Regions from separate parts of the Homo sapiens genome. Here region 1 is linked to region 2. Evidence: read pairs that join two places in POLR2A ChIA-PET (ENCODE). Cell type or tissue: MCF 10A. All regions are shown on one strand.

Region 1 (8,000 bases), 250 kb before region 2:
CAGGTGGAGGTGATATTCACAATATGGTTGTGCAAATAAATATCTAAGTATAAATTGTGCAAGGGTTGTTACAGAAACTTCTGGGAAGTGCACGTGCATGTGTGTGTATCTTTAAAGCAATTTAAGAGAATGTGTATTTTGTTGATAAAGTTATGCCTATAGGCATAGAAAATTTTTTCTGGAACAATCCATGAGAAATTAGTTACAGGAGTTTTATTTTTATGAAAGGAACAAGAAAGTACACAGGGGAACATCTGCCACTTTTTATTCTGTACCTTTCCATAAAATTTTAAGTTTCTAACTCTAAACTTTTTTTTTTTTTTTGAGACAGAGTCTCGCTCAATCACCCAGGCTGGAGTGCGGTGACCCAGTCTTGGCTCACTGCAACCTCCGCCTCCCAGGTTCAATCAATTCTCCTGCCTCAGCCTCCGGAATAGCTGGGATTACAGGCATGTGCCACCACGTCTGGCAAATTTTTGTATTTTTAGTAGAGACGGAGTTTCACCATGTTGGCCAGGCTGGTGATCTGCCTGCCTCAGCCTCCCAAAGTGCTGGGATTACAGGCATGAGCAGCCGCAGCCTAAACTCGTGTTTTTATTTGTTTGTTTGCTTGTTTAAGTGTCACTAGGGCTTCTCTGATCAGTAGGCTGAAAGGCCATTTTTTATATTTCTTCTTAAACTTTTCTCTACTGAAAACAAGACCTGTTATTTAAGATGGATAAATGATTAACTCTTGGAAATATAATTTGTCGTGTTAAGCCATTTAAACATTAAACATAATATTATTATACTTAAAAAGACAAAGGTCATTTACCAGAGTGTAAGAATTCATCAACCTACACCAAACTGTTACTAGCCTGCTCTTGCCTACAAAGTTTGCCCAGGCAATAATACTTTTATTCAATAGATATTTACTCAGTGCCTGCAGTATAACAGGCATCCTTCTGGGTATTGGTAGACAAAACAAAGCCCTCAGCGAGTCACAGCCTGGATTCTAGTTGGATAAGCTAGACAATAAATAAGTCAAACAAATATATAATAAGTGCTATGAAGAGTGACCAGGGGAGATGGAGGGTGCTTTTTGTTTATGATACAGAATACATTTAGGAGTTGCATTCACTACAAATAGAGCAGTCAGGAGACCTGTCCGAAGAGATAACATCTCAGCAGAGGCTTGCATGAAGGAAGGAAGGTGTGAGCCCTGCAAAGGAAAGACGGTTCCTGGCCAGAAGGACCTGAAAAGACCCTGAAACAGGAGAGCTCAAAACCAGTCAAGCAGAGTGCTGAGCTCAGGACTGTTTGTGATGCTATTCTGTCCACCTGTGCTATTGCTCAGGACAGCTCATAATTCAAAACTTATTTTTTAAAAAGTAAACATGAAACACTCATTACTAGTATTACCTTTATGATTATAGGACTTGGAATACTTGGTTCTGGGCATGGCTTCTCTTTTTTAGATATATAACAAAATAGTTGATGTAAACTACACCTACTAAAGGAGCAAAGATGTATCTTATATGCCAAAAAGAATTTAACTTTTTATAGCCATATTTATTTACAGTCACTACAATAATTTTTAATCTATTATCCTTACAAAACCTCATAAAATATACTTTTTAAACGATTGCTGTACATGCCTGTTTTCATTCATTGCAAATTAAGTAAATGTTACTTCAAGATCATAAGGAAAAATACTCAGAGACAAACAAAAAAGGACAGTGAGACACGTTGTTTTCAGCCTACTCTAAGGTGCCCACCAGTAGGAGGAGCACTATGGTAGGTGAGTAAAACCACACACTGTTTAAACAGCAAACACAAAAGCCCAGCCTTGGTTCAGTTCGCTCAACTTCCAACTGTGTGGCTTGGAACGCACCTTCCCACAGAGGCCCTCACCTGAAAATGAAGGGCTGGCTATTCTGTGATCTCTGGGTCCCTTGATGCATTATTTCCCTTTCCTTTTGTCTATTTTAAGTTCTACTCTATGAATTCTGACTAAAAGTACGATTTTGTAACCAGTTGTTTTCATTATAACTGGCTGAGCATTTAACTAACCTCTTCTTTTCTCAAGCAGGAGTCTGTGGGCAGATGGTTCTCAAGTAGTATTTCCCAACCAGAAGCCAACCCCCCACCTCCCCTTCTTGGAAACATTGGCAACGTTGACACTTTACTTTTTTTTTTTTTTTTTTTTTTTGAGACAAGTTCTCACTCAGTTGCCCAGGCTGAAGTGCAGTCGTGGCTCACTGCAGCCTCGACCTCCCCAGGTTCAGCTGATCCTCCCGCCTCAGACTCCTGAGTAACTGAGACCACAGGCACATACCACCACCCCCAGCTAATTTTTTTGTAGAGACGGAGTTTTGCCATATTGCTTAGGCTGCATACTTATATATAATATGTATACTATATTATATATAAAATTATATAGTGTATATCCTACATGTTATATATTATATATATTATATATCATATAATATATGATACATATATAGTATGTACTATATATCATATAATATATGATGCATATCATATAGTATATAGTATATAATATAAAATATAGTATATATCATACTATAATACTATATATTATAATATATATTATAATATAGTATGATATATATGATCTATACCATATATGCTATATTCTAGATATTTATATTTATGTATAATTATATTTGTATATAAATTTATACATTATATATAACATTTATTTTAGTTTTATATATAAAATATATATTATATATAAAATATATTATATATAATATATTATATAAAATATATAATATATAATATATTATATAAAATATATTATATATAATACATTATATATTGTATGTATTATATATACAATATATTATATGTTGTATGTATTATATATATTATGTTTTATATAATATATATTATATGCATTATATAATATATATTATATGCGTTATATATGATATATAATATATATAATATATTATTATATATATTATATATTATGATTATATATATTACATAATATATATTCTATAATATATATTATATATAAATAATAAATTATATATAATATATCATATGTAGTATATTGTATATAAAATATATAATATATTGTATATAAAATATATAATATATTGTATATAAAATATATAATATATTGTATATAAAATATATAATATATTGTATATAAAATATATAATATATTGTATATAAAATATATAATATATTGTATATAAAATATATAATATATTGTATATAAAATATATAATATATTGTATATAAAATATATAATATATTGTATATAAAATATATAATATATTGTATATAAAATATATAATATATTGTATATAAAATATATATGTGTATATATGTATTTTAGAGGCAATGTCTTCCTACATTACCCAGGCTTGACTAGAACTCCTGGGCTTAAAGGAACCTCCTGCCTCAGCCATCTGAGTAGCTGGGGCTACAGGTGAACCCACTGTGCCCAGCTCTCAATTTTCACATTTTTTATTTTCATGACTGTAGAGGGAACAGCTACTGTCACCAGATACTGGTGAGCACCCTACACTGCCCGGGACAGCCACCAACAATAAAGAATGTTCTAGTCGTAAATATTAGCGCCAAGGATGGGAATCTTGGATATAGAGAAATTGGGAAAAATGATGAGGGGGAAAGTGGGGGACCTTATTTACTGATGATGTCCATGGGGTATTTCCTAAGTAAGAAACAGCAGACAACTTTTGCCTCGTTTGATGGTGGTTCTCTTCTATTGACTGCTGTTTATTTTTTTCCGAAGACTTGGGTGTGTGACATAAGTAATCCCATGGTAGCCCAGGGCACAATGGGAGAAATGAAAAATGGAAGGCAGGTTCAAACATGCAGTGTGACTGCAAGAGTAACCTTCCTGTTCTAAGACTTGAAAAAGTTTTCAGATCCTTGGTGTATTTTATCAGCAGAACGTTCATCTGCATATGGCATTCAGAAGCAAACTAAACTTTTCTTTCCCCCCTGAGTCTTTTGTTTCCAAATCAATGGGAAACAAAGGATACCCCTGCTCCATTCAGGCAGTTTCAATGATTCTCAAATCAACGTGGGAGCAGTCGTTGGGCCATTTAAAATATACAGTGATAAAAAAAAAAGCATACTTATTAACCTTGTAAACATTCTATAAAAGTACAAGGGGAACCTTTATAAAGAATAGCCAAGTGTCCTTTTTATAGAATAGCCTTTTGTACTTTGAAATGTTCATGTCTATAAAATAGAACTGGACAGACGAGCCTAATGCAATTTCCATGTCTTCTAGTAATTGTTCCGTTAAAACATTATTTTTCAGCGTCTTAACACCCGGAAGATTAAGTTACCTCAACCCAAGATCAGTTCCACTTTAAAAAAGCACTTTCGACCCATATTTAACCAACCGTCAGAGAGGATTCAAAAGAGGGCTAATTGAGCACTGAGTGTTTGAAGCATTCAAATCAAGGCCCAGGTTTCTTCTTGAAAACAGCAACAGCTCAGCCTGGCAGGAAGCAGGGATTAGACAAGAGAATCGATTGAAACTTGCCTTCCAAACTGGAAGAAAAACTTTCAATAAGAAAGCGTGAAGTTTGAAATCACTGCATGTTATATTATTCATCTTTCAAACTGCCTCCAGCCTTATTGGATGGCATTTTCTCCTCTTACCCAGCTCTGAGCTGCCACTGTAATTCACCAAGAAACCCACTTTAGCAAGAATGACCCACCCTTCAGAGGGAAGTAGCCACCCTTAGCCTGGTTCTCTTTACCACTCTGTTCTGTCCCCACTCTATCTGCACTCTATCTCTTCATTCTATCTACATGTTTTGCAATTCCCTCTGGTATTCCAAGGCCAGTGAAATCACAGCCTCCAGTAAGGGTGCTAAACCCGAATATATTCACTGCTAAGCTGTATTTTTAACCCTTTTCACCCACCAATTTCAATGTTCTCTTTAATAGGTTAGCTATGGCAGACCTCATCAGAATCAAGTTATGGGAAGGCAAGCTGGAAAACCTCACAGGGGGGATTTCATGAAGAGAAAAGCCTGGGTGTTTTTCATCTGAATTCTTGTCCTCATCTCCCTTACCACCCCCAACAAATACAAGCAGCGGGAAACTAACAGTGATAATCAGTAATCTAATAAACTCAGCCAGCCTCAAGTTCTGTTGTTGTTTTCCTTAAAACAAACAAAACGAAACAAAAATAAGCATTCTGCCCAGAATTGAGAGAGAGAGAGAGAGAGAGAGAAAAGCTCTCTCCTAAAATCCCACAAGTTTGCTGCCAGTGATTCAGTACATACCTGACCAAAAAAAAAAAAAAAAAAATGTTGCTTAACTGGTTTGGTTGTTTCAGCTGGCTACTACCAAGAGAAGTAAACAGGACCTTATCATTTCAGTTAAGTCTGGCTTGAGCATTATTTTCAAGTAAATATTTATAATTTCAATGCTATTCCATTGCTACCACTGCTGTCTTTGGATTGGACCGACTGAAACATTGTCTTGGATTAGCCCGACTCCATAGCAACAGGCCAGGAGAGGCTGCACCCTCCTTGCCTGTCCTTTCTGTGGCTGGGGAGGAGAGGAGGAGGTATTTGGTGACACTCGCCATCAGGACTTTGCAGCTCTCTTGCCAGATAGCAGCTGAATTGAAGAATATCCTTCCTTTGCCATTTGGGCTCCAGTCCATCAGGATTTTTGCTGATCACTTTGCACATCTCAATGAATTTGACACACGGGCATTTTTTTTTCTCTCTCTCTCTCCTCATTCAGGAAGTGGAGAGCTGAGCCCTGAGATTCTTTCTGCTCCGATGATATAAACAAATTGTAGAGGAAGTCAAGTCAAACTTTCCCTTGCTTCTTTTGTTCTCCCAAATAGCAATTCAGAAAACAGAGCCAACTTTTCTTGGATGACTTTTAAAGATTGCTCTTTAACTAGAAAGGCAGAAACCCTCTTGCTTTATTTTGTATCTGTAAAAACAAAGATTCTCCTAAACATATTTTGTTTTCAAAAAAGCAGAAATGCCCTAGAAGTTAAAAAAAAAAAATAGCTGTTTTCTGAGACTTTTCAAACCAAATTGCTCTTTTGTCATTACACAGTTACCTAATTGTTTTTTCTTTCCTTGACAAATCTCCAGGCTAAAATACAAACAAGAGAGCAATAACGATCTTTGCGTGGATAATAGCTAAACCTGAATAGAAGCTTCCAGGGCCCTAATACACAGCCAAGGAAAGCTAACAGTCATGATTCAATAAAGGTGCCTTGTAAGGCATGTGCCAGACAGAAAGGAGACACCATATCTGTGTAATCTACAGACACTGCTTTAAACATCACATAATTAAGTCCTTCCCATGGTGGTGGCTACTTGAAGCTTTATCATTAGCTTGTAAGATTTCATCTCTGGGTTTCACCGATGGTTCTGAGAATGAACATTTTCAAACCAGAGGCACCTGCTAATCCAGGAGACATACTCACCACGCCTATTCTCGTCCTCCAGTGAAAGAAGCTCTATGTTAAATGACTGAAGGGAAACAGAAGGGAATATGTAACAAAATATATACAGGAGCAGCCCCGGGGTGGCTTTCCATGCTGAGTGTTCTATTACATTAATCCTGGCACACAAAAAATGCGACAGCCACATGGATATCAATATGCCTGCATTGTTTGTCTTCCATCGGCCCTCTCTGTACACAGGTGGGTAGCCAAACTTCATCACAGGCCTATTCTCTCGTGAAACATAATAGAGTTCAAACACAGGCTCGAACTGCTTCCTGAGTCTCAGTGTTCTCCTCTGTAAAATGGGATATCTGGTGGCTGTGTCACATGGGTTAGAAATAATATGAGTATAGATACAGAGAGATTTCTCGGTTAATCCAATGTGCGGCTCCTGTTAGGTTCTCGATAAAAAATTGCTGTGATATTAAAATTCATAACACTATGTGAGTTCTCCTGGGTCAGGAAAAACTAGCATTGGTAGAAGCTCAACCTTGCAATATTTGCAGTTATTTCTGTCAGAACGCTTTTCCTCAGTCACGATCCTCTCCTCCCTCTTTATCTATAAATACGCATATACTGTAGATATTTATAGACTAATAGGTATATAAAATCCTTTATGCAAGTTGTAATTGACTGTGTAATTATTGAATAAACAGTGGATGAAAGGATAATGGTAGGTTCTGAAAGCCAGCTTTAATTCACGTTTTATTTTATATTCATTAAACTGTTTACTTACTTGTCTACATTCTCCTCTCTGTTGATTATTTTCCAGGCATGCATTTCCCTCGAGCAATGATCAGGCTGAGAAAGTGATTTCATTTACATTGCAAAGGAGACAGAAAAACAAACAGAAAACCCAGAGGCCACGACTTCCCGGGAGTGCTCCAGAGTGTGTGTATTGCTAGTAGAAGCTATGTGCACCTCCACACCCCGGAACTATTTTTGAAGCTTTGATGTAGAAACGCACAATACCTACAGCGACCTTAAATTTCTGTAAAACAAATATAGCATGCATTGATGCAATTGCCATATATTTATAGAATTCAACAATTGCCTTCCACCAACTTTATCAAATATCTGCTGCATGGGGGCGGTGCTAGGACAGAAACATAAACAGCTCTGATTGGTCCATTATGCAGACGAAGCACATGCTTCAAGGACCAGAAAAGCAGAGAGAACACCGTGCTCCTGCCTTACTGGCCAAATGATGCAACAAGAAAATTCAGGAAAGTTAATTTAAGTTTCAACATACAGATTTTTTTGTCCCTTGGAAGACACAGTTTTAAGTTTTAGTTGAGTTTTGTTTTCATTTTTATTTGGGTACAGGTCTTGGGATAGTTCGGATTTGTGTTCAGAAAATTTTTACTCCTCCACACTTTGGAGGAATACCCTTCCCTGACTTAGGGATGTTGGACTTGGCCATGTGACTATTGGCCAGTAAGATGTTAGCAAGCATGATGCCATCAAGGTCACTGTGGATTTGCACAGTGGGCCTGGCTCTCCTGCACTTCCAACA
Region 2 (8,000 bases):
GCCTGGGCGATAAAGTGAGACTCCGTCTCAAAAAAAAAAAAAAGCCTTTAATTTTTATTTTTTTTTTACTTTCTCTTTTGAAGGAGGAAGAGATAAATCATAAGGACAGAACTGATATTAAAGATTTGGTCTGAAAAAGGAAGCCTCCAGGGAATGTTATGAAGAGTCCATGTGGGTAAAACTTATTTGTGCTTTCTATTTCATCATGAATGATTATTCAGATTCAGAATGAGAGCATTAAAGAACTGTGAATTCTCCATGAAAAATGATAGTTTTTTCTACTTGTGGTTTAGTTTATTGATATTCAATCTTGTTTCATAAAAAAGGATGTTTACCATATTAAACATGTTTAAAGATGGAAAACTATTCCTTACATATTAAAAGAGTACAAGAAATATTTATGTATACATATAAATATATAGTAAGACATATTTAAAATATGTAAAGATGAAACAAAACCTTTATTTGTAGATAGCTGAGTAACTAGAAAATATAATTGGCCGGGCGCGGTGGCTCACGCCTGAAATCCCAGCACTTTGAGAGGCGGAGGCAGGTGGATCACCTGAGGTCAGGAGTTTGAGACCAGCCTGACCAATATGATGAAACCCTGTGTCTACTAAAAATGCAAAAATTAGCCGGGCATGGTGGCGGGCACCTGTAATCCCAGCTACTTTTCTTTTTTTTTTTTTAATTTGAGATGGAGTCTCACACTGTCGCCAGGCTGGAGTGCAGTGGCGCGAGCTCAGCTCACTGCAACCTCCGCCCTCCGAGTTCAAGCGATTCTCCTGCCTCAGCCTCCCGAGTACTGGGATTACAGGTGCCTGCCACTGCACTCGGCTAATTTTTTGTATTTTTAGTAGAGACGGGGTTTCACCTTCTTGGCCAGCCTGGTTTTGAACTCCTGACCTCGTGATCCACCTGCCTCGGCCTCCCAAAGTGCTGGGATTACAGGTGTGAGCCACTGCACCCGGCCAATCCCAGCTACTTATGAGGCTGAGACAGGAGAATCGCTTGAATCCAGGAGGCGGAGATTGCAGTGAGCTGAGATCGTGCCATTGCACTCCAGCCTGGGCAACAAGAGCGAAACTCCATCTCAAAAAAAAAAAAAAAAAGAAGAAAATATAATTAAGCCAAATACATATTCTCCCAAGCATTATGATTAAACCTAATTTGCTGTTTGTTTTGTTGTGCTTGGTTTTTTTGTTAGTTTATAGTTTGCTTATTCACTGCTGTTTTTAAAGATAGTAACTATGAGTCCTTCAGCTGGTGAATAAAATCCTCCAAGTTTTAACATTTTACAATTGAATTATATAAACATTGAAAATTGGGTTGAAATAAATCTAGTTGTTCAAGAGCGTATGTTGTATTTTCTAGCTGACCTGACCTGGCTAGGGAACCACTGCATGTTTGTGTTGTAACAACAGAGTTGGCTCATAGATTTTTAAGGAAGTATAAATGGGCAAAAATAAAAGTGCTGGCCTTGATCAATGTCACACACCTCTTTTTCAATGGATTCCAACTTTCTGTTCAGTCTCAATCTGTAATGAGACTCTGACTTTCACCTATACTCGTGAGATTAGAAAAAAATTCTGCCTCTGGGACAGAGGTCAGAGAGCTAATCCCAGCCTCTGTGTGATCTTGGCAGGTTAGTTTACATTTCTGTTCCTCAGTCTCTTCCTCTGTAAAATCGGGATCCTAATAGCACGTATACCATAAGGCTCTAGGAAGGATTAACTGAGTTAATACATGTAAAACTCTTGGGAGAGTGCTTGGGACATGGTGAGGGCTTAAGAAAAATATCTGCCATTATTAGGACGTGAGTTGCTGACAACTTTTCCCCCTCCCCAAAATGGCTACTGCTCTGTAAATAAGAGATAAGAAAACTCCGCTGGAGAGGGAGGGATTTGTAACCCTCTCCCTGTCGGGGGAGAAAATCACTTACTAAAGAACAAAGTTTTCTTTTATATGTCTTGAAAATGAAAACGTTCACAAAAGACAAGTATTCTGCCTAGTGAAAATGCCAGTTAGGGAGAGAAAACGCTGACTCCTCCCAGCTCGCAGCACGAGGAGGAGGAGGAGGGCAGAGCCAAGGGGACTTTAAGCTGAGTAATAGGCAGTATCCCTCGTGAACGCCACCCTCCGTCCTTCTCCTCAGGATTGGAAACCTCCGTAACAGACAGTTCAAGGTCTCCTAGGTATTTTACAAAAATCGTTTGAGAAAGACTTCCCGGGATCATCAATTTTTAACCAGTGCTTACCAGGCATATTCTAAATTAGTGAGACCTAAACCCTGCCTAAGGATTTGTCATGAAGCTCCTGTGATATTTTTTCCTACTGGTGTTAGTAATAACCACCCATTGTGTGAATTACACCATGTGAATTACACAAAAATAATGAGATTTTTTAAAAATAATTTTTTCCCTAAATGTTAGAAAACCCCACCCTATATCATTGTTTAAAAAAAAAGCTGAAAAATACACACATATACAAAGGGAATTAAAAATCACTGGTGATCATTAGTAACATCTTAGTGGATGAGAAAGGTTTTTCTTTTCTTTTTTTTTTAAGTTCCTCAATTGTGTTGCAGAATTTGGGATTTTTTTGCTGCGGGGGAGGAGTATTGGGATAAAATACTACCAGAATAAATTCAAGGAGAAAAAGAGGAAGCCATTTTACACTAATACCAGACTCTAGACCACTTCCTTCTCAAACAGGCACATCCCCTGTTGTGAAAACAGACCAGGAGCTTCAAGGTAGGGAGTGGAAATAGACTTGAATATTCCTTGTGAATTCTAGGAGCTAAAAGCTCAGGTTTAATGCAAAACCAAAGGACATAAGCTCACAGAGTCCTGGTATACAGAAGGGAACATTCAGATCCGGTTTGTAAGGGGCAAGCTCAGCACTCTTGCCAGGGGCCCTGGATTTAAGCATGGACTTTGCAATGTACTAATTTTGTGACCTTCGGAAGGTCATGGTCTCTCTGAGCCACCGTTGTCTAATCTGTGAAATGGGACATTCAACTTCCCCTCTGTACCTTGCAGTGTCATTTTAAGATAATGTATCTGTAAAATCCTTTTAACAGAACAATGCAAACATAAGGTGTTACGTTAAGGAGGCACAATTCCAAGCTTTTCTGTATTGTTTGGATCAAAACATTGTTTCCTTGTCTACATTATTTATCTACATGGACTTACAGTTGTTTGTGAAGATGAAATAAGCAGCTTCCACTGATGGCCTAACCAGAAACTTCAGTGGTTTGACTCTTAGTGAATTTGCCTCAACGTACGTTTTTTAAAAAGTACCTAGAAATAGTCTCACCAGGAAAGAAACAGAATGAAGCTGTCCCTAGGTTAAAACCACCTCACTCACAGTTTATTCCTGAAACAAACATTTGTTGACTGTGTTTTTGACATGGTTTACTGGCCTAAGCTCACAAACTTTCCATAAATGCATCAAGAAGTCAGTATTTCCTAGCCAAACACATTCTCATCTGTATCCCATCTCTGGCCAAATTCCGTAGGGATCTGGCTGTAAATAAGTAATGCCTCCTAGGAGCACGGTTCTGCCTATCTGCGGGCCCACGCCCTTTTGCTGTTCGACTTGAAACTTGGAGGCAGTCCAGGGATATGGCTAAATAATTACTGAGCCAGAACCAGTTAATCACAGGCCCTCCAGAGGTGGGGACCAGGCCCCTGTGCTCTGCACCCTGCGGGGGCAATGGAGGCACTTCAGAGTTTACCATCCTGGTAGGACCTAAGCCTTCGGGGCATCACGAGTCTGTTAAATTACTCCAGTCTTGAGCTAATTTGGTGCAGGCTCCCTGGATTTAGGCCCCAGTGAGTAGTTGGCTTTTCTGTTTTTGGCACAGGTAAGAAAGGAGGAGGGGAAAAAAATGGTGTAAGCAAGTTTCAAAATCTTAGATCATTTCATGAATGACTCAGTGTTTCCTTCTGGAAAAGTGCAAATAATTGGCTTTCATTAATAACTTAGCTTTGAAAAAAATTCCTAAATAGTGAGCAACCTTTCATGCTATCTGAACACTGCCATCCTCCAATCTTCAATTTTATAGCTTCCAGAGGAATTTCATTCACTTGATAACGTGTGCTTGTTGAAAAATAAACTGTCACCTACTTCCTCCTTGAGGCTTCCTGTTCTTTCTGAGAAAAGCATTGAGATTGTCTTTCTTTTTCTCTCTCTTTTGTTTTCCTATGTAAAAATATTCAGCCAGGCACAGCGGCTCATGCCTATAATCCCAGCACTTTGAGAGGCTGAGGCAGGCAGATCACTTGAAGTCAGGAGTTCGAGACCAGCCTGGCCAACATGGTGAAACCCGTCTCTACCAAAAATACAAAAAATTAGCTGGGTGTGGTGGCGCATGCCTGTAATCCCAGCTACTCAGGAGACTGAGGCAGGAGAATTGCTTGAACCCAGGAGGCGGAGGTTGCAGTGAGCTGGGATCCTGCCACTGAACTCCAGCCAGGGCGACAGAGCAAGACTCCATCTCAAAAAAAAAAAATAAAAATTCAGGCCAGGCGCAGTGGCTCACAGCCTGTATTCCCAGCACTTTGGGAGGCCGAGACTGGCAGATCACTTGAGGTCAGGAGTTCAAGACCAGCCTGGCCCTCATGGTGAAACCCTGTCTCTAATAAAAATACAAAAATTAGCCGAGCGTGGTGGTGGGCGCTTGTAGTCCCAGCTACTCCGGGAGGCAAGGGAATCGCCTGAATTCGGGAGGTCGAGATTTCAGTGAGCCGAAATTGTGCCATTGCTCTCCAAAAATAAAATAAAAAATAATAAAATAGGCCGAGTGCGGTGGCTCACGCCTGTAATCCCAGCACTTTGAGAGGCCAAGGCAGGTGGATCACAAGGTCAGCAGTTCGAGACCAGTCTGGCCAACATGGTGAAACCCCATCTCTACTAAAAATACAAGAATTAGCTGGGTGTGGTGGTGCACGCCTGTAATCCCAGCTACTCAGGAGGCTGAAGCAGGAGAATCGCTAGAACCCAGGAGGTGGAGGTTGTGGTGAGCCGAGATTGTGCCACTGCACTCCAGTCTGGGCAACTGAGCAAGACTCCGTCTCAAATAAAAAAAAATTAAATTAAAAAAATAAAAATAGTAAACATATAGAGTTATTATTCTTCTTCGAAAACTAATTATATGGCCGGGCACGGTGGCTCACGCCTGTAATCCCAGGACTTTGGGAGGCCGAGGCGGGCGGATCACGAGGTCAGGAGATCAAGACCATCCTGGCTAACACGGTGAAACCCCGTCTCTACTAAAAATACAAAAAATTAGCCAGGCGAGGTGGTGAGCACCTGTAGTCCCAGCTACTCGGGAGGCTGAGGCAGGAGAATGGCGTGAACCTGGGAGGCGGAGCTTGCAGTGAGCCGACATCGCACCACTGCACTGCAGCCTGGGTGACAGAGCAAGACTCCATCTCAAAAAAAAAAAAAAAAAAAAAGAAAACTAATTATATGTAGCACAAAAGGAAATAGCCTATTTCTTCATAGAATGAGAATGTTATACTATATATTTCTTTAGCTAGAAATACATACATAAATATATTTCAAATATCTTTAATTCATTTGAGCACATTTCAGTTTTAGAATTTTTTTTTTTAAAAAACCTCTATTTGTCTCTCTCTTTCTCTGCACATAAAACAACCCCTAAGTTTTCATACAGAAGACATCCATTCTTTCAGCATTGCTATAAACTCTGAAGATGTCTCAAATGACTCATTAATGGAATAAAGTGGAATAAAGTGTTTCTCATGTTAAAGATATGCAAATGGAACTTAATCAAGTGAAGGGAGACTCCGTAATTCAGTAAATAAAGCTGAGAATGTTACTGTGGTCACCCTGAACTCTATTTGCATGCAAGCTTATCTTATTTTTAAAGCAGAAGGGAAAAAAAAGAGGAGGAAGAAAAAAACATCCCAACGTTCACCACACGTTGTTCTCAAAATAAAAATCTCATAAGGTGAAACAGTTAACAAAGCAAAAACTGCTTAGTATGGATGAATCCAAAATACATTGAAATTATTTTCTAGACAGCAAGCATACGACCTGCCTCAGGTCCTCTTATGGAGAAAATTGCACAATCAAACTTTTTGCCATTCATGTCTGTTGTATTAGGTCAGGACTGATTATTTATTTATTTATTTATTTTTTGAGACGGAGTGTGGCTCTGTCACCCAGGCTGGAGTGCAGTGGTGCGATCTCGGCTCACTGCAAGTTCCGCCTCCCGGGTTCACGCCATTTTCCTGTCTCAGCCTCCCGAGTAGCTGGGACTACAGGCGCCTGCCACTATGCCCAGCTAATCTTATTATTTTTAGTATAGACCGGGTTTCACCGCGTTAGCCAGGATGGTCTCGATCTCCTGACCTCGTGATCCGCCTGCCTTGGCCTCCCAAAGTGCTGGGAGTATAGGCATGAGCCACCATGCCCTGCCTATTTATTTATTTATTTATTTATTTTGAGATGGAGTCTCACTCTGTCACCCACGCTGGAGTGCAGTGGCCAGATCTCGGCTCACTGCAACCTCTGCCTCCTGGATTCAAGCGATTCTTCTGCCTCAACCTCCTGAGTAGCTGGGATTACAGGCGTGTAGCACAACACCCTGCCAATTTCTTGTGTGTCTTTAGTAGAGATGGGGTTTTGCCATGTTGGCCTGGCTGGTCTCGAACTCCTGACCTCAAGTGATCTGCCCCCCCCCCCCACCTCCTCAGTCGCCCAAAGTGCTGGGACTACAGGCGTGAGCCACCGTGACCAGCCAGGCCAGAACTGATTGTTACTACTCTGGCTTCAGGAGTCAGCCCTGCTTGGGTTGTTGGGCTAATCACAGCGTGGGTCCCTGGCTATTTCCTCAAACCAGACATATAGTTGGATTGAAACAGAATAGAGGGCCAGGCGCAGTGGCTCAACGCCTGTAATCCCAGCACTTTGGGAGGCTGAGACAGGTGGATCACTTGAGGTCAGGAGTTTGAGACCAACCTGGCCAACATGGCAAAACCTTGTCTTTACTAAAAATACAAAAATTAGCGGGGCGTGGTGGCGGGCGCCTGTAATCCCAGCTACTCAGGAGGTTGAGGCAGGAGAACCGTTTGAATCTGGGAGGCAGAGGTGGTAGTGAGCCGAGATTGCACCATTGCACTCCAGCCTGGGCAACAAGGGCAAGATTCCATCTCAAAAAAAAAAAAAAAGAAAGAAAAAAGAAAAAGAAATAGAATAGAGATAGACAAAGAAGAGAGGCACCCCATGTTAGATTCTCACACTGGATATCAAATTACCAATCTTGCAACATTTAATACCAGGAATTAAAACCAGAATCACTGTTATTTTCTTTGAGGGAAAGCTCAAATTGCACATCGTTTTTACATTTGTGTGAATACATATGATCTATTTTATGTTCTGGAAGAAAACTTGCTCCAGTGCAATGGCTCATTCATGTAAGGTGGAAATATTTCAAAGAAATAGTAGGAAGAGGAAAGTTCACACCTACTCAGGGAGAGAATGGATTTAAATAAATACTTCCGAACAGATCTAAATTAATCACGTCATTGGTCAAGTATGAGGAAAGGCCACCTGCAGCCCGGTTTAATTCTGGTGAGATATACCTGGGCTATTTTGGAAGATGATGCCGCTGAAGAAAGCCTTGCCTTGCACATGCAATAGCATCTCACGCTTTAGCTGGCAGCAAATCCTACTCAAGCCACCTCCCGTTTAGCTGATTCGGCATCTTCGAGGTCCCACATGCCTAGGGAATGAGTGAAAAAGCCCTAGAATATAAACCACAAATAGTGTAAAGATTTATTTATTTATTTTTATTTTATTTTTTTGGGACGGAGTCTCACTTTGTTGCCCAGACTGGAGTGCAGTAGCGTGATCTCAGCTCACTGTGACCTCCGCCTCCCGGGTTCAAGCAATTCTCCTGCCTCAGCCTCCTAAGTAGCTGGACTACAGGCATCTGCCACCATGCGGGCTAATTTTTTGTATTTTTA

Evidence for each region. ChIA-PET counts read pairs that join two places held together with the same protein. Peaks named below come from ENCODE experiments on the same cell type or tissue, not always from the same donor. Only the 100,000 strongest peaks of a DNase experiment are listed, where the experiment ranks them.
Region 1: POLR2A ChIA-PET joins it to region 2 with 57 read pairs; 16 of 35 experiments call an interaction of 5 or more read pairs at or near these places.

Annotation. Positions count from the first base shown.
Region 1 is chr20:53,863,743-53,871,742 of GRCh38, reverse strand. It overlaps LOC124904935 (a long non-coding RNA gene), which reads left to right and starts at 5,579. Exons shown (of 2, transcript XR_007067665.1): 1 at 5,579-6,682; 2 at 7,257-8,000. In MCF 10A, a CTCF peak has its summit at 1,731 (motif pointing right); DNase peaks (open chromatin) are centred at 1,792 and 2,072.
Region 2 is chr20:53,617,615-53,625,614 of GRCh38, reverse strand. It overlaps LOC105372672 (a long non-coding RNA gene), which reads right to left. Exons shown (of 3, transcript NR_134576.1): 2 at 7,617-7,778. Among named protein-coding and RNA genes, the nearest start is that of ZNF217, 28 kb to the right of the region's middle. RefSeq lists an enhancer at 3,306-4,070. In MCF 10A, no CTCF peak of the experiment used is centred here; DNase peaks (open chromatin) are centred at 2,094 and 3,744.